6 separate regions of the Homo sapiens genome follow, and all the other regions are linked to region 1. The links are chromatin loops, found by intact Hi-C in ENCODE. Cell type or tissue: IMR-90. All regions are shown on one strand.

The links. Peaks named below come from ENCODE experiments on the same cell type or tissue, not always from the same donor. Only the 100,000 strongest peaks of a DNase experiment are listed, where the experiment ranks them.
Region 2: a loop joins it to region 1, with 2.6 times the contacts of the local background. A loop is called at or near these places in 14 of 110 quality-filtered maps.
Region 3: it touches region 1 in a loop (9-fold over the local background); 22 of 110 quality-filtered maps call a loop at or near these places.
Region 4: it touches region 1 in a loop (4-fold over the local background); 3 of 110 quality-filtered maps call a loop at or near these places.
Region 5: a loop joins it to region 1, with 6 times the contacts of the local background. A loop is called at or near these places in 2 of 110 quality-filtered maps.
Region 6: a loop joins it to region 1, with 24 times the contacts of the local background. A loop is called at or near these places in 62 of 110 quality-filtered maps.

What each region holds. Positions count from the first base shown.
Region 1 is chr6:153,030,176-153,035,175 of GRCh38, reverse strand. All of the region lies in intron 2 of RGS17 (regulator of G protein signaling 17), which reads left to right. Among named protein-coding and RNA genes, the nearest start is that of MTRF1L, 30 kb to the right of the region's middle. In IMR-90, a CTCF peak has its summit at 2,707 (motif pointing left); DNase peaks (open chromatin) are centred at 2,725 and 3,525; H3K27ac peaks cover 223 bases.
Region 2 is chr6:153,229,228-153,234,227 of GRCh38, reverse strand. No RefSeq gene overlaps it. Among named protein-coding and RNA genes, the nearest start is that of RGS17, 100 kb to the right of the region's middle. In IMR-90, a CTCF peak has its summit at 3,012 (motif pointing left); no DNase peak of the experiment used is centred here.
Region 3 is chr6:153,309,830-153,314,829 of GRCh38, reverse strand. All of the region lies in intron 5 of LOC105378066 (a long non-coding RNA gene), which reads left to right. Among named protein-coding and RNA genes, the nearest start is that of RGS17, 180 kb to the right of the region's middle. In IMR-90, a CTCF peak has its summit at 2,000 (motif pointing right); no DNase peak of the experiment used is centred here.
Region 4 is chr6:154,151,713-154,156,712 of GRCh38, reverse strand. It overlaps IPCEF1 (interaction protein for cytohesin exchange factors 1), which reads left to right. Exons shown (of 12, transcript NM_001130700.2): 12 at 1-2,217. It also overlaps a transcript of OPRM1 not described here. Among named protein-coding and RNA genes, the nearest start is that of OPRM1, 110 kb to the right of the region's middle. In IMR-90, CTCF peaks have their summits at 497 and 2,143 (motif pointing left); a DNase peak (open chromatin) is centred at 2,122.
Region 5 is chr6:153,129,176-153,134,175 of GRCh38, reverse strand. RGS17 (regulator of G protein signaling 17) reads left to right here and starts at 2,894. Exons shown (of 5, transcript NM_012419.5): 1 at 2,894-3,052. RefSeq lists a silencer at 2,963-3,012. In IMR-90, no CTCF peak of the experiment used is centred here; a DNase peak (open chromatin) is centred at 2,925; H3K4me3 peaks cover 2,340 bases; H3K27ac peaks cover 1,643 bases; H3K27me3 peaks cover 212 bases.
Region 6 is chr6:153,509,409-153,514,408 of GRCh38, reverse strand. No RefSeq gene overlaps it. Among named protein-coding and RNA genes, the nearest start is that of RGS17, 380 kb to the right of the region's middle. In IMR-90, a CTCF peak has its summit at 2,094; no DNase peak of the experiment used is centred here.

The DNA of each region.
Region 1 (5,000 bases):
AGCAATATACTTTTTTTTTTTTGTGAGAGAGTCTTGCTCTGTCACCCAGGCTGCAGTGCAGTGGTGCGATCTTGGCCCACTGCAACCTCTGCCTGCCAGGTTCAAGCAATTCTCTTGCCTCAGCCTCCCGAGTAGCTGGGACTGCAGGCATGCACCACCACACCTGGCTAATTTTTTTTTGTATTTTTAGTGGAGACAGGGTTTCACCATGTTGGCCAGGCTAGTCTCAAACTCCTGACCTCAAGTGATCTGCCTGCCTCAGCCTCCCAAATTGTTGGGATTATAGGCATCAGCCGCCGCTCGCAGCCAAAGCAATATAGATTATTTAAAAGTACAGAGCCATTTAACTGCCAATTCCATCGTAATAGTGGAACAGTAACTTCATGTGTTTCGTTCTAGAGGTAGTCTTGCCATATTTGACAATTACACGCAAATTCTAATGGCATGTCTTCCTCGGAAAGCTGACTTTCAAGAGGCTGTATGGGATAAGGAAAGACCCATGGCACTGGAATTTTACAGACCTGAGTACATTCCAGTTTTATCACATGTAACTATGAAACCTTTGGCAAGTTACTTACTACCTCTGAGCCTCGGTTTCTTCCTCAGTAAAATGCGATTAGTCATGTACACAAATCCCTGCGTAATCCTTTATTGATAGGTATTATTTCTGTCCCTTTACAAGTCTCAGGCCCAGAGGAATTTACCAGACTGTGTAGGATCTGGCTATTGCAGGCTTGGCAAGGTTCTGTTTGCATGTTGTCAGTTAAGGTAGCGGATGCTGTTTCTTCAGTCTGTATCACTTCGCGCTTCCCAGCCCTCACATTAATCGGCACAGGTATACGTCAGAGCAGCCCTGGAGCATGCACTGCACAGCTGCAGGATTCCCAGAGTGTTGTAACTTTTATATAGCAGGGTTTTGTTTCTCTACAGATCAAGATTGTTGTCTTCCATGGTGTCTGTTCTCAAGGAAGCCCCGCACATTCATCCCATACGTATTCACACACACACACTAACTGGAAAATGCGAGGGAAAGGATGAATGGGTAGATGAATGAGCAGTCCTGCCAGCTATCAGATATATTTCTGAATATTCACTAACAGGGTTTTAACTTTTTCACTCTCCTTTTTATGATAGGGACCCAGCCTTCTAAAGTCAGAAACTGGAGCTCCAATTGAATTAATGCACTTGACACAAATGATCGCATGCCATTTTAATAACAGTCACACTATTATTGCTCCTAACTAAATAGAAGTCCATTTGGCCTTTTCACATCTAAGATATTTGCTTTCCCATTAAGGCATTCACTTAGTTATAAATTATAGGTAAAATTACAGTGGGTTGAAGGAATAGCTTAAAATAGGATTTTAATCAACGTGAGAACTGAGGTATAGAAGATTCTGATGATTGGCATGTATTTTTTATTTTTATTTTATTTTTATTTATTTATTTATTTATTTTGAGATGAAGTCTCACTCTGTAGCCCAAGCTGGAGTGCAGTGGTGCCATCTCAGCTCACTGCAACCTCCACCTCTGGGGCTCAAGCGATTTCTGTGCCTCAGCCTCCTGAGTAGCTGGGGCTACAGGCGCACGCCACTATGCCTGACTAATTTTTTGTATTTTAGTAGAGACAGGGTTTCACCATGTTACCCAGGGTGGTCTCGAACTCCTGAGCTCAGGCGATCTGCCCACCTTGGCCTCCCAAAGTGCTGGGATTACAAGCATGAGCCACCATGCTTGGCCTGGCGTGTATTATGTAAAGTATATCTTTGTATTCAGACCTGTAATTCTCTTAATTTTAAGGAAAAATAAACTCTGTTTATGCTAAATAAGAAGCTTTGGTCATCTAACTGAACATAAACGTACCGTGTAGATTTCTATTTTCACCATGTAATTACTTGGTAAATGAAGTTGGCATTCCAAATCAAATCAATATGTCCATGAAGGAAATCCAGGCCTTGGGGTTTCAAATGAAAATTGAATATAGATAAAAAGATGGAATTTTTGATACCCATCTTTTCAAACAGATGCGTATATAGAAAGAAATTGGCAACTGAGAGAGAGAATCAGAGAATGAAGAAATTTGTCTTCAGTTTCCATGGGTCAAAAGAAGAAATGAATGTTCACGTACCACCCAAACAGAAATTGAAATAGTGTGGAGAATCCATTCTCAGGATGGCTCTTTTAAAATATTGTAAATTAAAAATATTTCCTACCTATTGGTAGTTAAAACCCTTTTCTAATTTATTTGTTCTAAGAATGTATGACCTAAGTTCTGTATTATCCCAGCATGAGACGGTGGAATGCAAAACGACTTCTTATCGGAAACGATAATGACAATGTTAATAACAGTATGCCTGCCTGTTTTTAAGACTAAAGTATTCCCAAATCAAATGACTTTGGGCCGGGATCTATTCAGAATATTTTGTAAATACCAAAAAGGAAAAATGGTTGCAGTTATGCAAACCTCCCAAGATTAAGTTTATCCTCTTCGAGTTTGATTATTACACTCACCGAAAAACTGAATGACTCCTTTTAGATTCCTTAGAAAGATATAATTATCAAAACTCCTTAAGAGAATGAATAGACTTTTTTTTTTTTTTTCAAATAAGGGTATTTACCCGCAGAAACTTTTTTTCAGTTTTTCCTTTATTCTGACTTGGTTAAAATATTGTATTTATAAAGGTAACACAGCCATCTAGTGGACAGATATTTGATAGCTGATTATTTTACTTGAGTTTAAGTTCATGAAACAAAAGCTTAAGCCAAATGAAATACTTGTTTCATGACACACGGCACATGATTACAAAATGTGGAGTGAGCCTTTAGAGGGGCAACATGGGGTATTTTTAGGCAGGTGTTTTATAACATTTCCAGACACAAATTTCTAACCACTGTTCCCATCCCCACACACCCCACTCAAAACCATACTCTATTATAAAAATGTAGAAATGAAAGAGGTGAAGTTCAAATCATAGGTTTAACATTGAGTTTCTATGTGTCTGAAATGTTGTATATTATGTGGTTACCAGCCCATCTTCTGGTGTCTTTTTGGTTTGGGGTTTTAGTTTTTTTGGGGGGTGGGTAGTCTTTTGTAAGTGAAACATCAGTTCTATTCTCCTTTCCTTGTTGCCCTGTCCTGAAGTTATCTTTGCTAATGGAAGAAAGTCATACTTCCCAGGATGGCCCTCCTCAGCCATAGCAACACCGTCTGCAGTCATTAACGGTGTTACTTTTGTCCTTCCTCTTTCACACTTTGCTGTCAAAACCTTCTATAACAACTCCTTTTTGTTCATCTCAAATTCCAGGGAATTGAGAAGTTACTCTTCATCAAATTCTACTGCAAACTCAGACCTCTGGGCAACAGCTCCTATGGAGTGATAGCTGTGGGATGATACTTAGAGAGGGCATTTATACTCAATGTACTGGATTGTACTAGGAGGTTTATTTTTCCAAACCTTAAGAAAAATCACTTGTGTAAACACTTGCAATACCACAATTAACTCTTCTATGTAAAGAGAAATGGCATTGCAGAGTGAAAATGAGCCTGAGACAGGAAGTCAGAAGATGGGAATTCCAATCCTAGTTCTAATAATTTTGAGTTGTGGGTATTGTGTAAGTCAACCCCAATAACTGTTTCCTTGTAAATAAAACAAGAATGACTAATAACAACTCTGCTGCTTACCTTCAAGGACTATTGTGAGGAGGAAGTGACAAGGTAATGGATGAGGAAGTGTTGTGTAATAATGACAAAGGAGAAGTCTCTATTTACTCAGGTGGAAATAAAAAGCTCTTTGGTAAACTTGGAATTGGAATTTTAATATGCAACCAACTTGCCCTTCCATTCAACTAAGCATCTGTAATAATGGGCCTTTTTGTCACAAGCTTTTATTTTTTGTTTTACATCCTTGTGAAGTAGTTCATTGCCATTATCCCCATTATGAATGGTGAAAACAAAGCATGGAAAGCTTAAACCATCCTAAAGGAGGTATATTCTACATTTGGAGTCCACCTCATCATTTTCTTGGATAACACATACTTTGCTGCCTGTTTTATTCTCCTGCTCCAGCCCTGCAACATCTGATATGTCCATTCTGTTCTACATTTGTATTGTGCCCCTGCATGATTTTATCCCCACTCTGAATGAGATCCCCTTTTTCCAGGTCTCCATCTGGCAAACAACTGCCCATTTTCAACCCAATTTAATCTTTACGTCTTCTGTGAAGCCTTTCTCAATTCTCTTATGCAAAAGCACAGGTACCATCAAGGGTGTCTAAGAAACCCCATATGCACAGTTCTGTCCGAGTTCTTATCACAATGCCATGTGATGTTTATTTACCCGTCTGAGCTCCTCAGTAGCAGAGCCTTTGTCTTATTCACCTTTTATGTCCAACCAGGGAATGTTGCATGAACCAGTGTTTCATACACATTACTAAAGTATTGCTAACTCCTCTAGTATTTACTGTGATATCTTGAATGCTGAAAATGAAGTATTTAAAGAATAATCTACCAATTCATTTTCAGAGCCTGAAGGATGTTGATTTCATTTTTGCACCAGGAACTTTGAGGTAGAAGCTGTTAAATAAAAAGAAAAGATTGATATCACAATGTGAGACTATTTCAATATTGAATAGACTGCTTTTACCAGTGACAGTAGTTCTCTCTTGGAGCCTTGATGTCACACTGTATTAAATTTAGGCATCTTATTGATTCTTCAGTTTAATTTTTCTGTAAATATATGTGCTTTCCTGACCAGCCTCTATCCCAGAGTTACCATGGCTACTGGTAAGTTTTATCTTCTTTGCAACCATTTTAACAGTTTTTCTTAAGAACCAATTGTTTTCCTTACAATAGAAGAGTGTCTTCCAAAATAGACCCTGCGCATATCCATGATGACAGATCAGTAGATAAACTGTATAATTGGCAGCAGGTAATGTTTTTTCTCACTCCACTGTCCACACTCCCCTGTAAACAAACAATCCACCCCCATAGAGAGGGGGCAC
Region 2 (5,000 bases), 200 kb before region 1:
CTCAGGTGATCCACCCACCTCAGCCTCCCAAAGTGCTGGGATTACAGGCGTGAGCCACTGCGCCCAGCCAGGAGCTCCAGTTTCTTTGCATTTCATCACAAATGTTTGTTGTTTTTCAAATTTGTACTGTGTGTTACATTATCCATTTTTTCTCAAGAATCCTTTTCTATTTAGTTAACATCCATTCTGACAGTCCAGTTGGGATTCTCGAATCACTTATTCAAACCAAGAAAAGAATCCTAAAATGCAGATATTCATGTCTTCTAAAATCGGGTTTATTAGCCTTTTACCTAAGTGGTAACTGCCATTTCAATTTCTTTCTTCACAACACCACATGTGCAAGTTTTACTTTCTGTTACCATGATTTTCTCAGAACTCACTATCTTCTAGAAGTTTTACCAACCAAACAACTCTCAGACACTTGTAACTGACCCCTTTGTCTTAGTACCAAAATCTAAAGATGTAGGTATACAGTTTGTGTTCATGTATAAAGGTTCTGATAAAGGTATAAAATATCAAGATATTCTACATCATAAAACCATTATATTGAAGAGTAATATAGACAAATAAAATATGATAAATGCATATTTGGGTACACTTTAGTTGGTCCTGAAGTTTTCTCTTGGCTTAGGAGAGTAAAATATATTCTCCATAATGTGTAGCCTCATAAAACTATTAAGCCATCTTGATTCAAACAAAAATTGCAATTGTGCTAATTTAATTTGATTATTGAAGCATATTACTTTCACATTTCTCTTTATATTTACAAGAATACCTACAAGTTGATAAGTTTGAAGCCATCTTGAAGATCTTGATCTTTTCAAAGTCTTGTCATAAGAAATTGTGCCCCCCGCCAAAAAAAAACAAGTCAACTAACAAAAAACAAATTAAGAATGCTTTTTTTCCTTCCTATCAGTGATGGTATAACGTTTTATCGAATATTATTTCCTGAAAATAGGTAAATTGTTAAGTGGTTATACAACATTTTCATTTTCAGAAAAAACTGAGGAATAAATTTGAAAATCTCTCTTCACTATCAAATCGCAAAATCACAATTGTGTTGTTTTAATCTTTTTTTTTTTTTTCCGAGACAGAGTCTTTCTCTGTCACCCAGTCTGGAGTGCAGTTACACAATCTTGGCCTCACTGCAACCTCGGTCTCCCGGTTTCAAGCAATTCTCCTGCCTCAGCCTCTCGAGTAGCTGGAATTACAGGCGCCCACCACCACATCTGGCTGATTTTTGTGTTTTGAGTAGAGATGAGGTTTCACCATGTTGGCCAGGCTGGTCTCGAACTCCTGACCTCAGGTGATCCACCCACCTCGGCCTCCCAAAGTGCCGGGATTACAGGTGTGAGCCACCGCACCACGACTGTTTTAATCTTAACAAAAGTTAACTGCTGTGCTGTCATCACATATGTTCTCTACAAAATTTGCAGAAGCATGCATTGTACTGTATTGCATTGCATTGCATTGTATTGTATTGTATTGTATTGTATTGTATTGTATTGTATTGTATTGTATTGTCTAACAGTAATTTTTCCTATTAATTGTTTTCCTCATTTTTTTCTGTTATAAATTGTGGGAACAGGAGAGATTGTGAAATTTTAAGTGTTTTTTGTATAAATGATGATAGATGTGAATAAATTCATACACAATAAGTTTAGAAGTCATAGGTACCTATTACTTCACATCATTCCTTAGGTGTAGGTTTCTTTTGAGGTTCTCAGCTATTATATTTCTTAAAGAAGAAATAAATTCTTGTTTAAGAATAAATAACCTATTTTTAGTTTTAAAGTCATCAATTTATGGTTTTTTCATTTTCTCTTATTTTGTCTAATGAATAGAAAATATAATTGTAGTATATTTTGAAATTTGGTTTTTATTTTCTTCATTAAAAACCTTTTTTTCTGAGAATGTCCAATATAATATGGCCATTAAGAAGCAAATTCATTCCTAGGTGTTCACAACTAACAGTTAAACAAATCGGTATTCATAACGACAACTCCATTGCTGCTATCAAGTGATTTTCATTGTTATGAAACCATATGATCTCAGAATTTTAGAAAACCTCAGAGAACAGAGACCCCAGCTCTCCTGAGAGCCCCAGCATAGCCCATCAACATCAACAATTGGTAGTCACCAAGCTCTGTCAATGACAGGGCCTCATTGAATGGCAGAAGCAAAAAATCTATGATACTGCTGACTACTTCATAGATGTTTTAACATAATTTGAAACTGAAGTGCTCTGTTGTGTGTATACTGCCTTACTAGCAAATATATCTTAAAAAAAGAAAAATTTTATGGAATTATGCCCAGCTTTGCAACTGCTTTCCATCACATTTTCTATCTATAACACAGCCACTGCTGTGTTAGATCTCTCATTCTATATTCTAACTCAAGAAGCAGCAAGTATATCTGCTTTTCTTAAAAACTTTTGCATTGACTATAACATGCAATCTCAAAATTTACCATTTACTATTTCATCGTTTTGAAAGGCAATAGCATCAGGGAAAAAGAAGAAAACTAGTTCTTATATTTTTCTGGGTTTTCAAAAATCAAGTTTGCTTCTTCACTACACTCCCACCATGCACCCTTCTAGTTCTTTCTAAATTATCCCTGAGCCTTTGCCTGAGGGTCTTTACTTCCTGTAACTTCCCTAATTTTCCTTACTAGTGATTAATTTAGACGGATATAGCCAGTTATTTCTTTGCTCACACTCAGGCACCTAACCACTGATTTTTGCCAACAAGAACAAGAGACAAAGGGTAATGAAATGCATTCTTGAGCTCACCTGTGAAGAGTTCCCTCTCCTGTACAGAAGGAAAACAGAGTATATCCTGTATTTAAACATGAGCTAAAATAAACTGTAGTTACAGTTTGCCCTTCTCTGCCCATCCCTCAGTTTAGCAATATGTACAGAACACGCGTTGTGCGTAGAACGAAGTGTGAACATCACCTCGACTGGCAGGCAGGCAACTAACTGCAGTGTTTTAGCGCCGTCTGGTGTTGGCGCCTAGAAACGCAGCTGGCATAATTTATACCACATTTAGCATGTGACAGGTACTGATCTTTCTGCGATTTTCAAGGAATTCTCTGTTGTAATCACCAAACGCAACTGAATGTGAAAACATATATATTAATTGTTGAAAGAAAGCAAAGTCTCACAATAGCCTTTTACCCTCTGCATCATTTTATTTCTATTCAATGTCCCTATTATTTATCTGAGGAAAAGATTTTGAACAAAAACAGTATACAGCATACTCTTTCCAAAAATATACTAATTAAGGAAATATAGAGAGTACCCTCAATTTGTTTAAAATTTCTTTTACATTTCAGGGTGTTTAGGGGAATGTTAACCTTAAACAACAAAGAGATTAAAGTGATCAGATTTGCTTCATTCATTTTTTTAAAAAAATATTTTTCTATGGTGCAACTCTTATTTCACAGATAAGAAAATTACACTCAGAAAATTAGCTTTAAAATAAAAGTAGTTTGGTTTGTCTTTCACATGATTTTAAGTGTCTGCTGAGCATTTATATACCATGAAAAGGGATAAGAAGAAATAGCCAAAACTAAGTTAATGCTAGAAGAACGAAGCAGTCTGAACTTACATAAGAGCAAAGTAAACATCTCACAGAGCAGTGAGGGTCCATTTAGCAAATGAGTTTTTCCAGTGAACTAAGGAGTAGTCTTATAAACCTCTAAAAGTGAATCATTTGTCCACCCTTCTCATGTATCTTTGGACCATATCCATGTCAAAATTAAAGTTGTACACATGGAGGAAGATACAAATTACAAGCAAACCACTTTCTCCTGAAACATGTTAAAACATTTTATGCCCTCCATGATGTAAAAACTACCCAAGCCAACATGCTACAGAAGGAAAATAATTAAAGGCATTGTCAAGAATCTAATTGTTAATGAATTTGAGAAATATGATCAATTTTAATATCCCTAGTCATTATATCCTATTTCACAAGCTCGACAACTTTCATTACCATGTAAGATAGGCATAATAATGATAAAATACTGACTACTGTGCTAGAGAAGATCATTCTTAACTTTCTGTAATGAGCAGTTTGAATTTAAATTGAATTTTTTTTTAAATTCCAAGGTTAGAAAACTAACACTGCTTAAATTGAAAGGTAAAATGTCACATTTGTTTAGCTTTTAATCAAGTAAAGCGCAAAGAAATTATAACCAATTCTTTCTTTATTTAAAACAATGTAAGGCATGGTTACTTTTAAGACGTAACCATTTTCTTAAAGTAATGACACCTTATATTAAGTTCCAACTCCAGATGGTACTTGGATATGGGAATCCTTATACATAATCATGGCAGAAGGGGGCAAGGCCCTTGGAGCCATGTGCAAGATACTGTCCTATGTTCTGAGTGCCCTCTCGCCCTTGCAACACAATGGCATTTTCCTTTCTGCTTGCTGGTGCCTGCTGACACCCACTTCTGAAGTCAAGAGTTGGTGAATCTAGTGGTCTGTTCTTTTCAGTAAGCTCAGAGCATAGTGTCCCCTTCCTGACTCAGCCCACCATGATCTTGGCCATATTCTCAGTGTGGCTTCTGTCTAGGCCCTGAACCTTTGTTTCTGTCCTAAGGTCACACTGCCCCTTTCTGTAGAAGCCCAATAATAGGTCTGAAATTTCCAAACTCATCTTCTTTCCCTACCCCCCTGGGAATTTCTAAATGCCTTCTGGGCCACATGGGAGCTTAGACAGAACATGCATGGAGGAGCTCAACTTCTGCTCTTTTTCTGTCTGAATGCACTATCACCACTTCTCAATTACTATGGCTGCACTATTGCACACTGCGAAGTGATCTCCCCCCGCAAATCCCTAAATGTGAAACTAAGTATAGCCCTTTAATATCAGCTGTATGGATTTCCTTCACTCTTCTGTTTTTCCCATGAAAGATGTCTACATTCTCTTCCTGAGGGATAACAACTTCCCGTACATCAGAACCTTCTCCTACCTCAGAATCATTCACA
Region 3 (5,000 bases), 280 kb before region 1:
CGAAACTGGCATCATAAAGTATTCATAGAGGCTCTAATTTGTTAATAAAATGAGTAGCATACTGTACCACATTGATTCTTGAAAGAGTGTTACAAGAGATATAAATAGCTGTAATAGTGGAAGAAAAGCTAACGATTACAAAGATTACTTATGTCCAGATTGATCTAGAGAAAGCAACCATCATAAATCCCTGATAATTGTAAAAATAAATGATAGATGAATATATGCAAATATTGAATGAAAAATGGAAAGTCGTTTTATGTTCCTTTTGTGTCTCAAACATGTCCTGGAGGTTTAGAGCCAGCCTATTTCATGAAAGATATCTTTAGTAAAACAGAGATATGCAGAAGGAAAACCAGGAGAGGATTCTTATCCAGGATGAGGAAGGATTTTTCTATTATCTTAAAACATCAAATGATTTTTTTTGGTTGACACGGTGTTATATCCCTACACCGTGAGTTCTTGGGCTCTTTTATTTGTGTGATGGCAGCACCTAGCATTGTGGGCAGATGCCCAACATGTGATAGGAATTAAATAACACTTGTCCAATAAACAAATTCATATCACTAGTTTTAAAATTAGATTTGTTTGCCTATGAAAGGTATATAATAAGAATATATGTTTTACAAATTATTGGCTGGGAAAAACATTACTTTAATGTATTTTTTCTCCTTCCATATTGCTTTTCTACTAGAGAAATATTTATTACCTCATGAGACACATCTTTTCAAATAGCATCTGAATTTATTTCCACAAACCCATTTACAAGTAAGATCTAGTAAGATAGAAACATATCTGATTGCATATTTCCAAATTTCCAAGTATATTCATCTCATTAACATGGTTCTTGAACAACACAATACAAAAACATCTGTTTGTCATTTAATGTCACTATAGCATGGTTTTGGCACCAGCAAGAAGTAATTTTTCCAGGCATTAATGGAGAACTAAATTTATAATATTCTGGCTTTTGTGAGAGAGCACAGCTTTTCAGAACTATAATAATTTTTATTTAAAAACTAAAAATAATGCTATTATAAGCTGTCAGAAATTCAAGGTATGCAATTTAGTTGGCTTTTTGTTCGTTTTATTTTGTTTTGTAATTAACCAGCCATGTCTGTGTTTGAGATAGTCTTTTAAAACAACACTGAAATAGGAGAAAGAGCACTGGCTAGGAGTCAGGAAATGTGAACGTTTCCTTAGGTAACTGTCATCAGTAAAATGAAAACTGAAATTGAATTAGAACACCTCTCGTATCCATTTATAAAGAAGTTAAGTTTTTAATATACATACTTATTTGAGAACACATGGACACAGGGAGGGGAACAATACACACTGGGGTCTGTCAGTGGTGGGGAGGGGAGGGAGCACATCAGGACAAATAGTTAATGCATGTGGGGCTTAAAACTTAGATGATGGGTTGATGGGTGCAGCAAACCACCATGGCACACGTATACCAATGTAACAAACCTGCATGTTCTGCACCTGTATCACAGAACTTAAAGTAAAATAAAAATTATAAATAAATAAATACTAAGAAATATAAATATAATTTAGATAATACATAATATAGCACCTAACAGAAAACAGCCGGCTGAGTGTAGAAAATAAGGAACAAAATATACATGTGGAAGAAGGATAACTGATTTAAGAGTTCTAGATCCAGCACCATCCCATGCTTATAATATCACCTTTGAGAAGTCATATGTGACATCTGGACCCCACTCTTCTCATCTATAAAATGATTGAATAGTTTGGTCCAGCTGATCTCAAAAGTCCCTTTTAGCTCTCAAAATTATACATTCATTATGATTCATATCAGGACACTGTGTCTCTTCTCTCAGATTGAACCTCTTTTCTGACTTGAGGAAGGTTAAATCTTTGAGTAGTTTTGTAATTAGACATGATTTCAGAAACAGAATTGTCAGTCCAATTACACAACTCTTGAAGCACGTTCTCTGGTTGGATCACATTTTGAGCCAGGACTGGCACTCCAGCAGATGGCACTGTGCCATCACCATGGGACCAGCCGGCCCTTAAGTACAAGCACTCATCGCTTACTCAGAAGTCTTAATCATTTGCAGTAATCAGCAGTGCCATGCTCTTTTTCTTTATTATTATAAGCTGAATTTAATACTTGCTAATTTGAATAATTATGTGCTGTTTAATTCTCCACTCTGCTGTCAGGTGGATAAAAGTTGAAAGAGGAGTTTGCTAGTTCTAAACCTTCAGTAAATAACAGGGCAGAGGTAATAAAGTTGTCTTTTCCCCAGAGGAAAGACAATTGAATTCTACCTTCCCTGAAGGCTGCTGGACCAGATATTGAGACCACGCACTCTGTGAAGGCAAGAACCATGCTGGATTCATGTTTGCGTCTCTATGCCCTAGCTTATTCAGAGGTGCTTAATAAAGCTGTGGAATGGGTTAAAACAGAATATAGGATTACTAACATAGGTTGCAGATAGATGTGGAGATGACAATGTGTAGCAATTTTCTTCCAGTACTTCAAATTTTAAAGGAAAGTAGGAGGTACAGTGATCAGCTGAGAGGAGAGATAGAGGAAGAGACGTTAGAAGTTCAGAAGGCAGAGAAAAAAATGTGAAATATCTTTTGGGAGAGTGGGAGAATGCATGAAGTATACTACAGTAATACAGTATGATTCCTGAGCATATGGTATGATGACTGGTCAGTTTTAAAAACAGGTTGAAGTTTTTGGTTCTGATTTAAAACGAGAATAATAAAGCTGTGAATTTAACTCCAGCTACATTCATAGGGGCAGGCATGGTATAGGCAGAAAGTCTGACATAGTCATTTTTGAGATTTTACCCGACAAGAACCAGGGAGAAGAATGGGATTGAGAGAGTCAAGGGTGACTGCAGTGATTGACCATGGAATTTCAGATGAATAAAGAAAAAAAAATAGAATGTTAGGGAATAAAAATGAGGGAGGACCTAAGAATTGGAGGTCCTGGTAGGGTTGAAAGACTGTTAAAGTGTCAGATGAAGTCAGGTGAAATGTTAGTGGAGGCAGTCAGCAAGAAATGTATAAAACTGAAATTATGGAGGGGTTGCAGTTATTGACAATGAAAAATCCTAGAATACGACCACCAGAGTTATGACTGAGGGAGGGCGAAGGGTAACATTACTGAAGCAGAGGAGTCTTAGAAAGAAAAAGGCCAATGTGTTAGAAATATTATCCATGTGTATCTTAAAATCAACAGGAAGAAAATCAGAAGTAATGTCAGAAAGAGTGACAGGGAATAAAAATGTGGATCATCAAGGAATCAGTGAGAATGAGACAAGGACCCTCTTAGATGATAATCATGTTGAGGATACAATCTAATGAGATGATATTCAAAGACAGAGGATTTTAGGGAGGAGGGAAGGAGAATGGTTTGAAAACAGCAAGGAGGAATAATAAGGACATTTCCTCAACACATGCCCTTGGGTAGAATATAAAAGTTACCACTTAAGAGGGCTGCAAAGAAGGTGGAGTAGTCAGAACACTCAGAATTCTGTTAGAGCAAGAAGGTGAAATAATTACAGAGGAAGAGCATATTGTAATCAGAGAAGAGCATACATAACATTTGATAATGATGAGCCATAATATCTAGATGAAATCGTGAAAAAGCTTTCAGAATTTTTGAAAGAATGGAGAAAAGGAGTAGAACAGAGGATAGTTGACCTTTGTGAAAATTAGTGTAAAAGATGAGAGATGATTAACATTAAAAGGAAGAAAAGGTGTAATAATATTTATAAGTCACTGTGGATTCAAGGAAGATGATAGTGGTGAAGCTTTGGATGTTGGGGTAAAGGAAAGAACAGGTGTCTGGATTCCTTTGTTGACACTCGTTCATGGAAATAATGAGATCTACAGAAGCTGTTTAGTCCCACTCTATGATACCTTGTTGACCCCTGCTGATGAGAGTATAAGATCCCCACTTTTACTTGTGGGTTGCTGGAAGGGTGAGCTGAAACATCAGTGCACAGTTTCTGTATTGAAGGCTAATGATGGAGTTTAAACTCCTCAGGAGGTCATTTGTTACTCTCGGCATGGTAGGGGCCTACTCTTCAATGGTGGTGGGTATAGAAGGCTCTGATGAAGGTTCTGATAGGTATAGAAGGTTCTGAATTTTTCTGAGAAAAATTCTGTTTTCTTTTCCTGGAACTTCTATTGTTTGGATGTTGGACTCTCCTGCAATGATCCTCTAATTGTCTTGTCTTTTTTTCTGCAGTTTTTATATATTTGCCTGTTCTTTCTAAAAAATTTCACCAACTTGATTTTTTTCTACATTCATAGGAATAAGGGGGAGGGGCGACACTTATGAGATCTTTCTTTGTCTGTTTTCCAGGAAAAAGCATCTAGTGGTTGTTTTGTGGGTGCCTAGATTTTTTCTTCTCTTGGAAGATATTATCACTTCTTTGATGCTTTCTTTTCCATGAATTACCTTTTTTTCCTTAAGAGTTACTTTCTTTATTCATTAGGCACTACAAAGCCAGTTAAAAATCTCTGTGTACTGGAGCAAGAGGTGGTCAACTAGTGGGCTTAACCAAAGGAAACTGGGCAAGAACCAAATGTTACACTTGGCTTCTTCCAAAAAGCAATGTCTGTAGGTATTTTCTTTGAGCCACTAAACTTTTACAAAGAATTTTCAACATTCTTAGAAAGTGAAACAGTGGAAGGGGGTATAAAGTACATAAACTTCTATCTAATTTCTGTTTCTAATAAGATACCTTAGTTCCTACCCTTCCTTCTGTCATTATTCCCTCTAGTTCTAGTTATGCATTGAATAAATGTCACAGGGGTAGTTTTATTAAGCACAGATGAAGAAGAATTTCTTCTAAAGGGTCTAAGGGCTTCTTATGGAGACACACAATTAACCTCCCAGTGTTCACCCCAGCTCTTGCCTCCACATCCTGAGGCTTATAGAGCTTCTAATTCCTTAGCCTTTAATGGGTTCTGCTCTGTAAATTAGCTCGTTTCTAAATGGTATTTTCTTC
Region 4 (5,000 bases), 1.1 Mb before region 1:
TCAGAATAGGATCAAAGGCCTAGAAAGACTCCTAAAGTATAGGATTACAAAGACTCCAGGAAGCGTAAGAAAGAGATTGTGTTTGGAGTCAGATTTCAATGTGAAACCCATGCCTTACATTTACACAGCACTTTGTAGTTTGCAAATTGGTGTGTTTTCAGCCCCCTCCCGCTGCCCCATGCTCTGAGATGATTGTGGATTATTACAGTGAAGTGCCTGGCCCGGAGCCCCCAGTGATGAAGCAGGAACTTGAGTCTCAGGACTCCCAGCGGCTCTCTGCCCATTTCCTCCTCTCCGCCCCCCACCTCGCTTCACCTGTTACCTTGTGAAGTTGCTGTTGGCACATAGCCCACTAGGAAACCAAGAAGTTTGACTGGGAGCGTGTGTTTCATTGCACTGGGCTTAGCATACGGCTGGCCCTGGTGGCTGTTTGGCTAAATTCTCCATTTGAAACCTAAAGGGCCCTCTCTGTGCTTGAGCACAGTCTCCTCCTAGTGGTCCTGCCTCAACCTGCTGGCGGGCTGTCTATGGATTGGGGTTTCACCTAATCATGCTGTGTTTCCTTTCTTTTCTTTCTGTACATTAGACTACTTGGGAGGTGCTGTGTGATCCTTGGATGAAAAACATATATTTAAAGAAATGGAGAGTGTTTATTTTGTTTGCTTTTTGAGGCATGTGCTGTCAAATGTTAGAGACCAAACTTAGTGATTAGAGGTTGGTCCTTTGACCTTCTTCTCTTAATTGCTTTTCATGTAATCATGATAATTTACTCAGGTAGCACTCCAGTCACAAACAATGTCACAGAGATGAAACAGATTCAAAGAAAAAATATTTTTAAGTCTTTTGAAAAGAAGTGCTATTCAAATTTAAGACATGTTTAAATTCATAGGTACATTATCTCTTAGTAAGAAATACTTTTTTTTTTCTTTTTTTAGACAGAGTCTTGCTCTGTTGCCCAGGCTGGAGTGCAGTGGCACGATTTTAGCTCACTGCAACCTCTGCCTCCCTGGTTGAAGTGATTCTCCTGCCTCAGCCTCCCGAGTAGCTGGGACTACGCCCGGCTAATTTTTATATTTTTAGTAGAGACCGGGGTTTACCATGTTGCCCAGGCTGGTTTCAAACTCCTGACCTCAGGTGATCTGCCTGCCTCTGCCTCCCAGAGTGCTGGGATTACAGGTGTGAGCCACCACACCTGGCCGAAAGACAGTATTTTGATATAGCCACATACATGATTTAATGAGTAATGTTAAGTACAGAAAAGCTGCCATATCCACATAGTTTTAGGGGGCATTTCTTCTTCAGTCTAACAAGAATATGATATCCAATTGTGGTTTTCCAATTTATTTCTCTTCCAATTTCTTTTGTATACCTCACAGGAGAAATTGAATCCTAGAACTGGGAGATGACTGCCCTGCCCAGGGTTTTGTAATACATAATTGAAAATAAAAGTCCCTGAAACTAAATGTTTGCAGCCTGTATGAAATGGACTGTGGAAGGGGGATAATTTCTCTCCTCACAGAAAGCCACTCGTCTCCTTGAATGAGGCATTGAGCAGACACACGTTTCTCTGTGTCGTGGGGCAGGAAGCAATTCCCTTGCCTCTTCAGCACATCTCAGTTCTTTCCCACATGACCCCAGAACCACATAGAAAACATTGAAAATAATGGATTCTTCATTGTATTTGAATTTTTTTTTTTTAACCTTTAGCCCAAAAGGGAAGTGTGCCTCGTGGAAAGAGCAAATGCCGTAAAATAGAAACCAGGAGTTTTAATCGCCATATATTTTAATGTGCTTGCATGATGGGAATGTGACTTTTAGCACTGCATGGTGTTTGGGGGCAAGATATTAATGTGGAAATCTTAGCTTAAGTTTTACTGTGCTCTCATCCTGTGTCAGCTACCCCTCTAAACTGAAAAAGAGGCATGGCTCATTTCTCTCCTGCTTTATGTTTTTGAGGTTGACTTGTAAGATAAAAATAAAAATAAGAAAAAAATATATCTAGGCAAATGACATGAAAAAAAAGTTGAAATATACTACTGGTGTTCATTTTTGTCCTGCAGTGTTGCTTTCTCAAAGAAATAAACATGTGGCTGGAAGTGTTTAATGGCTGCGTTTTGATCGTCTACAACAAGGTTACAGTGCCCTCTGGTGGCAGTCATCAAAATCGCTTCTAGACTTGTTTTTATTTTTAAATAAAAGATCTAATTATATTGGAAATCTGTTTCAACAATAATCGATGTGGTCTTTTCCAGTGGTTCTCAAGTTACAGGTTTATTAATACAATAATATTTAGATTTTTCAAAAATTGCCATTGGACCACTAAATTTGACTTGCACATTGTATTACTTATTATTTCTAGGCACCCACATTTTGTTTAAAGAATTTTTAAAATTTGCATATTATAAAAGTTACAAAATGTGGTACACAAGCTGCTTAAAACATATGAGATATTTATTTGAAAATGAACAAAGAAAATAATGAAATAGCCTAATAAATTGCCTTTCTTTGGATCCACTGATCAGAGGGAATCAGCCTGCATTTGAACTGATTCATGCTCCTTGACTGCTGTCTACACACACAGTTTTCATTTTGTTCCTGACTCTCTCCCAAGTCTCACCTCACAAGCCAAGCTCCACCTTCTGTCTTCTTTGTCCTGCCACCACCAAATATTTCTAGGCTCCTACATGGAAGCAGGAAAAATTATTTTAGACCAAAGGTATTAGTAAAAGGTATAGGCACCATGCGTTTCCTGATTTCGGGAACAATCTCATATTATTTCCTATTCCTGATATAACAAATTACCACAAATAGAGCAGCTTCAACAAATTTGTGAACTCACAGTTCGAGGAAGGTTGCACTCCTTGTGGAGGCTCTGGGGGAGAATCCATTTCTTTGCCCACTCCCTGGGCTACAGGTGCCCCACTTCGCTTGTCTCTGAGCTTCTTCCTCCAGCTTCGGTGTCAGCAACTTGCACCTGGTGCCTTCCTTCTCTCCTCGCCTCCTCCTGGGGCTTTTTTTTTTTTTTTTTGAGATAGAGTTTCACTCTGTCGCGCAGGCTGGAGTGCAGTGGCGTGATCTTGGCTCACTGCAACCTCCGCCTCCCGGGTTCAAGTGATTGTCCTGCCTCAGCCTCCTGAGTAGCTGGGATTACAGGCACCCGTCATCACTCCTGGCTAATTTTTCGTATTTTCAGTAGAGACGGGACTTCGCCGTGTTGGGCAGGCTGGTCTTGAACTCCTGACCTCAGGAGATCTGCCCGCCTCGGCCTCCCAAAGTGCCGGGATTACAGGCGTAAGCCACCGGTCCTGGCCGGGGCTCTTTTAAGCAACCTTGTGATTACAACAGGCTCACCTGGATAATCCAGGTGAATCTATTTGAAGGTCAGTTGATTTGCAGCCTAAATTCCCCTTTGTTACGTCTACACAGGTTCCAGTGATTAGGACTGAACACTATCCTGCTTACTGCAAATCTCCCTTTCAAATATCCTGCTGAGTCCCCGTGGACCAGCAACACCTCCCAGAAATCCCAGGAATTCCACGTTTTAGCTAGAAGCATGAAAGTCCTTTTTCACACCCCGTAACTTGAATTTGACTTCAAGGTATGTTCACCATAGGAAAGATAATTCATCTTTATGAGGGGAAAAGCAAGAAATTTCTGGCTTTTAAGAAATCAAGTGCTGGGAGCTGTGGCTCATGTTTGCAATTCTAGCACTTTGGGAGGCTGAGGCGGGAGGATTGCTTGAAGCCAAGAGTTTGAGACCAGACTGGTCAACATAATGAGACCCTGTCTCTTTAAAAAAAAAAAAAAAAATAGCTAGGTGTGGTGGAACATGCCTGTAGTCCCAGGTCCCAGCTACGTGAGAGGCTGAGGCAGGAGTATCCTTTGAGCCCAGGAGTTCGGGGCTACAGTGAGCTATAATCAGGTTACTGCATTGCAGTCTGGGTGACAGAACAAGACCTGGTCTCAAAAATAAAATAAATAGAAACAAAAATAAAAATTATGTGTGCACAGGTGCAATGGGGACAATATTTTAATTATCAGATCAGGTATTCACAATACCTGCATTTAAAGACAAAGCATTAAAAAATCACTTTTGAGAATCAAGTATCATCAAGCAAAGGATAATTTAGGCCTTAACATCTTAGGTTTATGATCTGCTTGGTGCCATGTCAGACTGATGGATTTGACCTAGTCTGCAGCCTCTTCCCCCATGACAGTGTGAGGGGGCTTTTCTGAGTGGATGTTGCTGTTGAAATGCATGGATAAATACAGAATTTCATTGGTCCTGACCTGTGTAACCACAACCTGAACACTATTTCTCTTTCTTTCTTTCTTTCTTTCTTTCTTTCTTTCTTTCTTTCTTTCCTTTCTTTCTTTCTTTCTTTCTTTCTTTCTTTCTTTCTTTCTTTCTTTCTTCTCTCTTCCTTTTCTTTCCTTTTCTTTTTCTTTCTTTCTTTTCTTTCTTCTTTTTCTTTTCTCTTTCTTTTTCGTTCTTTCTTCCTTCTTTCTTTCTCTCTCTCTCTCTCTTTCTTTTTTTTTTTTGTTTTCAAAGTCTCACTGTTGGCTGGAGTGCAGTGGCGCGATCTTGGCTCACTGCAACCTCTGCCTCCCAGGGTCAAGCAATTCTTGTTCTTCAGCTTCGTGAATAGCTGGGATTACAGGCCTGCGCCACCATACCCGGCTAACTTTTCTGTATTTTTAGTAGAGACAGGGTTTCACCATGTTGCCCAGGCTGGTCTTAAACTTCTGGCCTCAAGCGATCCACCCACCTCAGCCTCCCAAAGTGCTGGGACTTACAGGCTTGAGCCACCGCGCCCGGCCCTCTATTTGTTGTTTCTCTTCAAACAAACGAACGAACCTGGATTTATAGCTAATTCCTTGATGCCAGTCTGCTTGTTTTTCCAGTCACGTATTCTAGGAAGGCATAAACACAACATCAACCCAGAAGTCTCTTCTGAGCATACCTCGGCAGTTCTAGCCAGAGTAGGAGGTGTAGGGAA
Region 5 (5,000 bases), 99 kb before region 1:
ACAAACCTTGAGCTAGATACAGAGCGCCGATTGGTGTATTACAATCCCTGAGCTAGACATAAAGGTTCTCCACGTCCCCAGCAGACTCAGGAGCCCAGCTGGCTTCACCCAGTGGATCCCGTACTGGGGCTGCAGGTGGAGCTGCCTGCCAGTCCCGCGCCCTGCGCCTACACTCCTCAACCCCTGGGTGGTCGATGGGACTGGGTGCCGTGGAGCAGGGGGTGGCGCTCGTCGGGGAGGCTCCGGCCGCAGGGGAGCCCATGGAGGGGGTGGGAGGCTCAGGCATGGCAGGCTGCAGATCCCGAGCCCTGCCCCGCGGGAAGGCAGCTAAGGCCCGGTGAGAAATCGAGCGCAGCGCCGGTGGGCTGGCACTGCTGGGTGACCCAGTACACCCTCCGCAGCCGCTGGCCCGGGTGCTAAACCCCTCATTGCCCGGGGTCGGCAGGGCCTGCCGGCTGCTCCGAGTGCGGGGCCCGCCAAGCCCACGCCCACCCGGAACTCCAGCTGGCCCGCAAGCGCCGCGCGCAGCCCCGGTTCCCGCTCGCGCCTCCCCCTCCACACCTCCTTGCAAGCTGAGGGAGCCGGCTCTGGCCTTGGCCAGCCCAGAAAGGGGCTCCCACAGTGCAGCGGTGGGCTGAAGGGCTCCTCAAGTGCCGCCAAAGCGGGAGTCCAGGCAGAGGAGGCGCCCAGAGCGAGCGAGGGCTGTGAGGACTGCCGGCACGCTGTCACCTCTCATTAGGAGGGTGTTGTTCGGGGTTGTGGAGGATAGAAATGAGCAGACAGAATAGGGGCTTTTGTGGTTGCCCAGGTGAGAGATGACAATAGCTTGGACTAAGGTTATGGCAGTAGAGAGGGAGCAAAGTAGATACCTTGGAAATATATTTTGGAGGTGAAGAAAACATGACTAATTAATTGAGTGCGGGGATGAAAGAAAGCAACAAAACGAGGATGACTTCTAAATTTTTGGAATGAACAACAGAGTAGAACAATTTGAGGAGGAACAGGTTTGGAGGGGGTGGATATCCGGAGTTCCGCTTCTGAGATGCCTGTTAACCATGATAATAATAGTATCTACCTTGTAGGGTTGTTGTGAACAACGAATACGAAATATGAGGAGAATTTAGATCTGTACCTAGCATGTAGTAATTGTTCAATAAATACCAGCTACGACAATTATTCCTCAAGTGGAGATGTAAAGGTAGTGAAGGACATAAGAGTTCTGTGTGAGGCCAGGACAGGACTGAAGACATAAATCTGAAAGTTATATAGGATTCAACGCTGCTCAAATCATTTTTGGTGAAGAACTTTTATCTTTATCCACCGCGAATCAATACTGCAGTGGACTAGCCGTGTTTGTCTCTCCAAAATTCGTATGTTCGCATTCTAACCCTCAAGATGATGATATAAAGAGGTGGAACCCTTGGAAGGTGGTTAGGTCATGAGGGTGGAGCCCTCATGAATGGGACTAGTGTCCTTATAAAAGAGACCCCAGAGAGCTCCCTTGCTCACTTCCACCACGTGAAGACACAGCAAGGAGTCAGCAGTTCATGAGCTCGGAATTGGGCCCTCACCAAATAAGGTATCTGCCTACATCTTGATCTTGGACTTCCCAGTCTCCAGAACTGTAAGAAATCAGTTTCTGTTGTTTATAAGCCATCCAGTCTATGGTATTTTGTTATAGCAGCCTGGAAGACAAAGACAAATACTTCTGTGAAATCCAACAAAAATGAAGACACTTTGAAGAGCACTAGTACTCAAAGCCATGGGAGGCCCTGGAGGAGGCCCTGAGACATATTTAACCCAAGTACCCGTGAGTCTATGAGGATGGAGGCACAGGAGAGTTCAGTAGGCTGAAATAACACAACGCTTGCTTACATGAACACACAAGGAAGGGGAACTCACACAGATTTACAAGTAATCTGTTTTAATTAGGTGTAAGAAAAAAAAGCCCATTCACTCCTGCAGGAACTCCCTCCTCTTCCCACAGATGTGGTATCTGAAGAGCAAGACACTGCTTCTCCACTTCCTCCGCACAAACACTTTAGTCTAATCATTGGAGATGCAATCTAGCGCTCGGGTTGCATTAAGTATCCCAAGCTCCTTCCCTACCAAGCTGGGCTCCACTTGGGCACAGAACGATTATCAGACCTGGTAACTACCAAGCTGTCCCCTAAGGATGCTCTAGGCCCCAAGCATCAGCACCTCCGTTAATAATTCTCCACTCTTGCCTTGTCATCGGCTTTTCTCACTCAAAACTCTGCTCCAGCGAGTGGTCCGGGCGCCTGAGGCAGCTGGCATGGGCTAGGCCAGAGAGCACCTGCACTGATTCTTAGGAGAAAAGGTCCTCTTTCTGGGCGAGGAAGTCAATAAAGTAAAGGACGCTTCATAAAGTCCTTCGGGAAGCAAAACTTGCTTAACTTCACACTTCCTTGAACCCCCACGCAGGGAATGCTTCCTCCGGGACCCGGAGCAGGCAGGCTGCTGTGCCTGGCAGGCCGGCTCCTGGGTGCAAGGCTCCCGCGCAGCCCAGGACAGCAGCGCGCGGGCTACGGGCGAGTGGAGTTGCAGGGGCCCGGGCGGAGAGCCGCTGTCACCCAGGGAAGCTCTCGGGACTCCGGGCCTCCCGCGAAGCTCCGGACGGGCGTCACCGAAGCCGAGAGTCCCGGCCGAGCCCCTCCGCACGGTGGGCGCCGCGCCCAGGCGAGCGCGCGAGGTCGGGCGGGGCCGGGGGCCGCCCGGGGAGGGGGCGGGGCCGGGACTCTCGCGGCCGCGCGCAGGGGCTGGGAAGCTGCCCCTCCGGCCGCGCCGGGCGAGGGGCTGCGCCGGCCCGCGAGGCGCATGCGCGCTGCCGAGCGGCTCTCGCTCCCTCCCCGCCCACCGCTCCCTCCTCCCCCTCCCCCTCCTCTGCATCCTCGCCGCTCTCCCTCTCTCCTCGCCCGCTGGGTGCTGAAGTTGGGCGGATGGCAGCAAACCGGCTCCGCTAGAGGACCGAGCCGCCCAGCCCCGCTCCCCCGGACCCATCGGCGCGCTGCCCACACCTCCAGGCGACCGGGTAAGACGCTGCCTCCAAAACAAGCGGTGCTAAGTAAATGACATCAAAATGTCTGCTTTGCACCAATGGATGGATTTTTTTCAAGGTAGGGGGGAGGTGAAGGAAGGAGGGGGCGGAGAGCGCGACCGCCCATGCCCCGGCGGGGGCGGCTGCGCGGCGCTGGGGTCTCAGCTGTGGCCGCGGCGCCCTGAGCGGGAGCGGGGGCCGCGCCGCGGGTCCGGGAAGTTGAATCCCGCGTCGCTGCCTGGACGCGGTCCGCTCGCCGCCCTCAGCTGCTGCAGGGAACCGGGCGAGTGTCCTGCCCGCCGGGGAACGCTCGGCCAGGTCCCAGAGTTCCCGCGGAGAGCGGGGCGCCTGCTGGGGGCGGCCGGGAGGGCCGGGCCAGGGGCGCGGGAGACCCCGCGGGGACGCGAGGTGTTGCGGGTTTTGTGCGGTTGGTTGGGAACGAGGAGAATGTGCCATCAACAGTGTCCAATCGACTGATCACCTTGGGTGCTGTGTTTCCTCCCTTATCTCTCTTTACCTTTGGGAAAATGCACTGCTCAGGTGGGGAAGGTGTTCGAAGAAGAGGTTGCGAAAATGAATCCTTTGACCAGCAGTAAAATACCGGAGGGGTGTGTGTGTGTGTGTGTGTGTGTGTATGTGTATGTATGTATAGGGGGTGGGGGGTCTCTTTTGTTCCTTCCCCTCCCCTTAGTCAAAGGAAAGGGAGTCCTGGCGTGTGCGGCGCGGGGTGGATTCCACAGCCACCGAGGGGGCGAGGACGAGGAACGCCCACCAACCGCGAGTCGCTGCCCGGGTGGGCGCATCGGAGCCTCCTTTGCTGTAGGTGATGGTGGTCTTTCCGTGATCGATGGAATCATAGTTTAATCTCTGCCTCCCCGCCAGCCTCCCTGCTGTCCCTCATCGAGTGCTGCGGCAGAGGCTGGGTGCAGACACGGCCGCTTTCTCCTCTTCTCTCTGCCTCCCTGTCTCCCTGAATAAATGCCGGAGGACTAGGGGATGGCGGAGGGACAGAGCTGGACTCGGAAGCCGCGGGTGGGAGCTGCTCCTCGCGAGCCCGAGGCTGCTGGCACCTTGTCGCGGGCAGCCCGCGCCAGCCTCGGGAGTCCCTGGGCTCCGGGAGAGCGAGCCGGGGTCGCCTGGCCACAAAGATGCCCGCGCGCCCGCCCTGCGTACGGGACCCGCCCTGCGCCCTGAGCCCTGCGCCTCGCCCGGAGCCCGGGACGTCGGTTCACGTGGGAGAACCCCTGTCGCCCGGGGACGATTGACCCTGGCTCCTGGCATAACTCTCCTGACCTCCCCTGACCTTTCCATAAATGCTTCTTTCAAAAGATTCACTATAAGATTTGTCTGGAGAACTTCACACTCTTCAGAGTTATTTCTTTCTTTTCTTAAATTGTTTTACGGCGAGATTCTCTCCAGCGTGGGATGGCTTTCACAAATAATAAAGAGAAATCTTAGTTTGGTTCCCATCTAGAATAAGCAGTTCTGAGGCTGGGTGCCATCTGCATTTCCGGCGTTCATACATACTGGTTTTCCGGGTGATGAACCCTTCTGAAAATCATTTAATTGAAGACGTGAGAATTGATTTTTATTAGTGTAGTGGAAAATAATGCTTTCCTCCTCGATTCACAACTGCCAGACGCTGCGTGTACGAAATAATTTGCAAACCGTGAAACATTTAAAGTACATTGTACTTGTTTCCGAAGTCTTCTGTAGTGAGAGTATTATCCAAGAAATATGCATTATAGCACTCCTATCTAATGGAAGGGTGATTTAATACAAATGAATGAGAAGTTTGACCTCCTCCAGTTGTTACTGTTGTTAAGCCATTTCTTCTGTTAACATGAACTAAAACAGTAATTAGCACACTCATGGGAGACTGGATTTATTCACTAGTTTTTATAGTCTTTTGAAACCCGCACTTAGAGCCACCATAGGAGAG
Region 6 (5,000 bases), 480 kb before region 1:
CAATGGAGTACTATTCAGCCATAAAAAGAATGAGATCCTGTCATTTTCTACGACATGGATGGAACTGGAGATTATTACATTAAGTGAAATAAGCCAGGCACAGAAAGACAAACATCACATGTTCTCACTTATTTGTGGGATCTAAAAATCAAACGAATTGAACCCATGGACATAGAAAGTAAAAGGGTAGTTACCAGAAGTTGGGAAGTGTAGTGGGGGGCTGGAGAGCAGGTGGGGATGGATAATGGGTGCAAAAAAAATTTTTTTAAATGAATAAGACCTACCATTTGATAGCATAATAGGGTGACTACAGTCAATAATAACTTAATTGTACATTTTAAAATAAAAGAATGTAATTGGATTGTAACTCAAAGGATAAAAGCTTGAGGGAATGGAAACTCCATTTTCCATGATGTGCTTATGTTGCATTTCATGCCTGTATAAACATTTCAGGTACCCCATAAATCTATACACCTACTGTGTACCCACAAAAATTTAAGAAAATAAAAAGAAATTAGATGAAAAAAACAACATTTAAAAGAAACAAGCTAGAGACATCTAAAAATTAAGAGAAAGAGGAACTTGCAAGAATACATGGAATTTGAAAAAATGGGTCATGAAGGTTGTATAAAGAGATAAATTGCATAAATTTAAAAGGGTGAAAGTAATGAGTTTGCAAACATTAAGTAATAAAAAGGGAAAAGACAATTTGTAATGGTCAATATTAAGTGTCAACTTGATTGAATTGAAGGATGCAAAGTATTGTTTCTGGGTGTGTCTGTGAGGGTGTTGCAGAGGAGATTAACATTTGAGTCAGTGGAATGGGAGAGGAAGACCGACCCTCAATGTGGATGGGCACCATCCAATCAGCTACCAGCACAGTTAGAAAAAGCAGGCAGAAGAAGGTGGAAGAAGTTGACTTGCTGAGTCTTCTGGCTTTCATCTTTCTCCCCTGCTGGATGCTTCCTGCCCTTGAACATTAGACTCCAGGTTCTTCGACCTTTGGACTCCTGGACTTACATGAGTGATTTGTCGGGGGCTCTCAGGCCTTCAGCCACATACTAAAGACTGCACTGTCAGCTTCCCTACTTTTGAGGCTTTAGGACTTGGACTGAGCCACTACTGGTTTTCTTGCTCCTCAGCTTGCAGATGATCTATCATGGGATTTCACCTTGTGTAGTCAATGCTCCTTAATAAACTCACTTTCATATATACATATATCTTATTAGTTCTGTCCTTCTGGAGAACCCAGATACACAATTTGAAAGATTACCTTACATGTTTAGTTTTACTATTGGGGATGAAAATTTCCACTTTCGTGCTATTTACAAAAGAGAATATTATGAATAAAAATAAAAAGAAATATACCATGCATATTAAAATTAGTTTTTATAAACTGACTCCACTTTTAAGAAAAATAAGATTTAAACAAAAACAAAAACATGTGTTCTAAATACTGCTTCAAGTGGGCAAACTTCTTCCCCAAATATTAAAATGAAAGAATAAAGAAGGCCACTTTAGAACAAAGCTGTAAAAGTATTAAGAAGAAGACATACACATGGCTAGATTTCAGATTTTGATGGAACTTCTGCAGAATGAAGTGGGGATCATAAGAAAGAGAGTAGGCCAGGCGCAGTGGCTCACTCCTGTAATCCCAATACTTTGGGAGGCCGAGGCGGGCGGATCACCTGAGGTCAGGAGTTCCGGACCAGCCTGACCAACGTGGTGAAACCCCGGCTTTACTAAAAATACAAAAATTAGCCGGGCGTGGTGGCAGACGCCTGTAATCCCAGCTACTCGGGAGGCTGAGGCAGGAGAATCACTTGAACCCGGGAAGCAGAGGTTGCAGTGAGTCGACATTGTGCCATTACACAGAGCGAAACTCCGTCTCAAAAAAAAAAAAGGGTGACAGTAGAGAAAACCATAGCCCAGGAATTGCGTGAGAGAAGGCAGCCAGGGCAGCAGTGCAGTTGGAGGATTTTGCCAGAATCTAAATAGGTGAGCAAAGGACTGTCTCAAGGAGAACATCACCTACTTCATTCTCCTCTCCCACTTTGTGCAAAAAGATAAAATTGTAGTACCACAATCAACCAGAGGAGGGCCAGACCTCCTGCTTGGGATTAGGTGCCCAAGAGTGAAACTCTTCTTCCTTTATAATTTTATAAGAGAAGAGGAAGTCTGACTGCTTCCTGTTTCATGCCCTAATTTAAGCCAGCGATCTATACTCTGTCCAGTGCACAAATCTCAGAGAGAAGAAAAAGACCTGTCAATATGACCAACAAGAGAAAATCTTTCTGCATAGCTATCTATAATAATCAGACTAGTCTTTTATGCATAACCATGACTGATTGACCAAGGATCACTACATATTTGATCAATTCAGATACAAAATGACCCAGATGTGGTTTATAGGCTATTTTTCATTATCTCTTTAAGGTATACATTACATACAGTAAAAATCTTTGCTTTCTTAAAGCAAAGTTCTGTGAATTGTGCAAGATACACACAGTTATGTAACCACCAGCTCAGGATGTGGAAGGACTATATTATTCCCCAAAATTCCCCTGTGTAATTTTGTAGTTAACCTTTCCCTCTGCCCTCAAATCCTGGCAACCACTAATCTTCTTTGTCTTCATATAGTTTTGCACTTGCCAAAATGGCATATAAATAGGATCATAGGGTATGCAGTCCTTTGAGTCTGGCTATTTCATTTAGCCTAATACATGTTGACATTCAACTACATTGTGTGTATCAATTACTCATTCTTTTTTTTTTTTTTTTTTTTTTTGAGATGCAGTCTCACTCTGTCACCCAGGCTGAAGTACAATCACCCCATTTCCGGTCACTGCAACCCCTGCCTCCCAGGTTCAAGCCATTCTCCTGCCTCACCTTTCTGAGTAGCTGGGATTACAGGTGTGCAACACCATGCATGGCTAATTTTTGTATTTTTAGTAGAGACGGTATTTCACCATGTTGGCCAGGCTGGCCTCGAACTCCTGACCTCAGCTGATCCACCCTCCTCGGCCTCCTAAACTGCTGGGATTACAGACGTGAGCCATCGTGCCTGACCTATTCATTCTTTTTTTGTTTCTGTTATTATTCTATTTTATAAGTACCACAGTTCACTTACTCATTCTCTGGTCAAGGGATATTTGGGTTATTTTTAAATTTCTAACAATTATGAAAAAAAAGCCACCACAAACATTTACACCTAGGTTTTTGAGGAAATGACATTTTTTGTTTTGGGGGTTTTTTGTTGTTGTTGGTTTGGTTTGTTTCTCTTGAAAAAACACCTAGGAGTAGAACAGTTGGATCATACTGTGGGTATACAACTGTCTAAGTAGCTGACAAACGTGTTTCCAAAGTAATTGTACCATTTTCTCACCTCACCAGTTATGTATGAGAGTTGCAGGTGCTCCATCTTCAATATTTAACACCAGGTATTAATAGCCTTGTTAATTAAATCATTCTAGTGGATGTGCAGCCGTACCTTATTGTGATTTGCATTTGCATTTCCCTAAAGACTAATGATGCTGAGCATATTTTTATGTGTTTAATTACCTACCATCTGCGTTTCTTACTTGGTGAAGAGTTTTTACAAATCTTTTGTTTATTTTTCTAGGTTGTCTCTCTTATTGCTGGGTTATAGCATGGCTTTATGCATTCTAGGTAAAAATAATTTTTAGATATATGTTTTCCAAATACTTCTCATTGGCTTGGCTTCCTCTTTCATTTTCTTAACAGTGTTCTTGGAGAAACAAAAGTGTGTAACTTTAATGAAATCCAATTCTTTTTTTTTTTAATGTACTTATTTTTTTAAATGGTCCTTTTGCATTTGTGCTTTTTTTTTTTTGTCATTTTAAAGATGTCTTACCAAGCCGTAGGTAAAAAATATTTTTTCCGGATGTTTTCTTCTAGAAGTTTGATAGTTGTAGCTCTTACATTTAGGTCATGATACATCTCAAATAATTTTTATATGTGGCATGAAATAAGGATTGAAGTTTTTGTTTTTTTGCATAAGGGTACCCAATAGTTTCAGCAATAGTTGTTGAGAAGATTGTATTATTTCCCCTTTGACTTATGACTTTACCATAATGCTTGTGTCAAGCATTAATTGACTATATATTTATGGGTCTATTTCAGGATTCTCCTTTCTGTTCATTGGTTAATTGTGTGTCTTGACACCAATTCCACAATCTTGATTACTGAAGATTTACAATAAGCCCTAAAATTAGATGCTGTGAGTTCTTTCATTTAGTTCTTTTTCAAAGGTGTTTTAGCTATTGTAAAACCTTTACATTGCCATATACATCTTTGAAAGAGTGTGTAAATGTCTACAAAAAATGCACTGAGATTTTGGTTAGAATTACATTAAATTAATAGGTCATTTTGAAAAGATTGACATTTTCACAATCTTGAGCCTTCTGATTTGCAAACACAGTATATCTGGCAATTTATTTATCTCAAAAATGTTATGTAGTTTTAAGTGTGTTGGTCTTATACATATTTTTCCAAACATTTTCCTGGGCATGTCATAGTTTTGATACTGTTTTGAGTGGTATTTATAAATTCTCATTTCTGACTATTGTTAGTGTGACTGAACTTGTTTCATTTACTTCATTTATTTCTTCTATTGTTTAGCATATTTGGTTTGTTACATTTAATTTGGGCTTCTGATAAGCAGTATGTACCCTGGGACCTTAGTTTTCTAAATCCAATCTCTCTGTGTCTTTAAACTGTAATGTTTAGAGCATTTGCCTTTAATAAGTTTATTAACTTGGTAGAACTTGCCATTCGTTTTCTACTTGTTTCATCTAATATTTTTCCTCTTTTTAAATTTATATTTGCTTTATTTTACTGAGTAATTTTTTAGAAATGCATTGTATGTTCTTTATTGCCTATTAGCTAACACATTTTAGTGTGTGTTTTAAATGGATAATTTAGGTTTGATAGCATCTATATCCAACTTATCACAGTCTTTGTCAAGTGATTTTTGTACT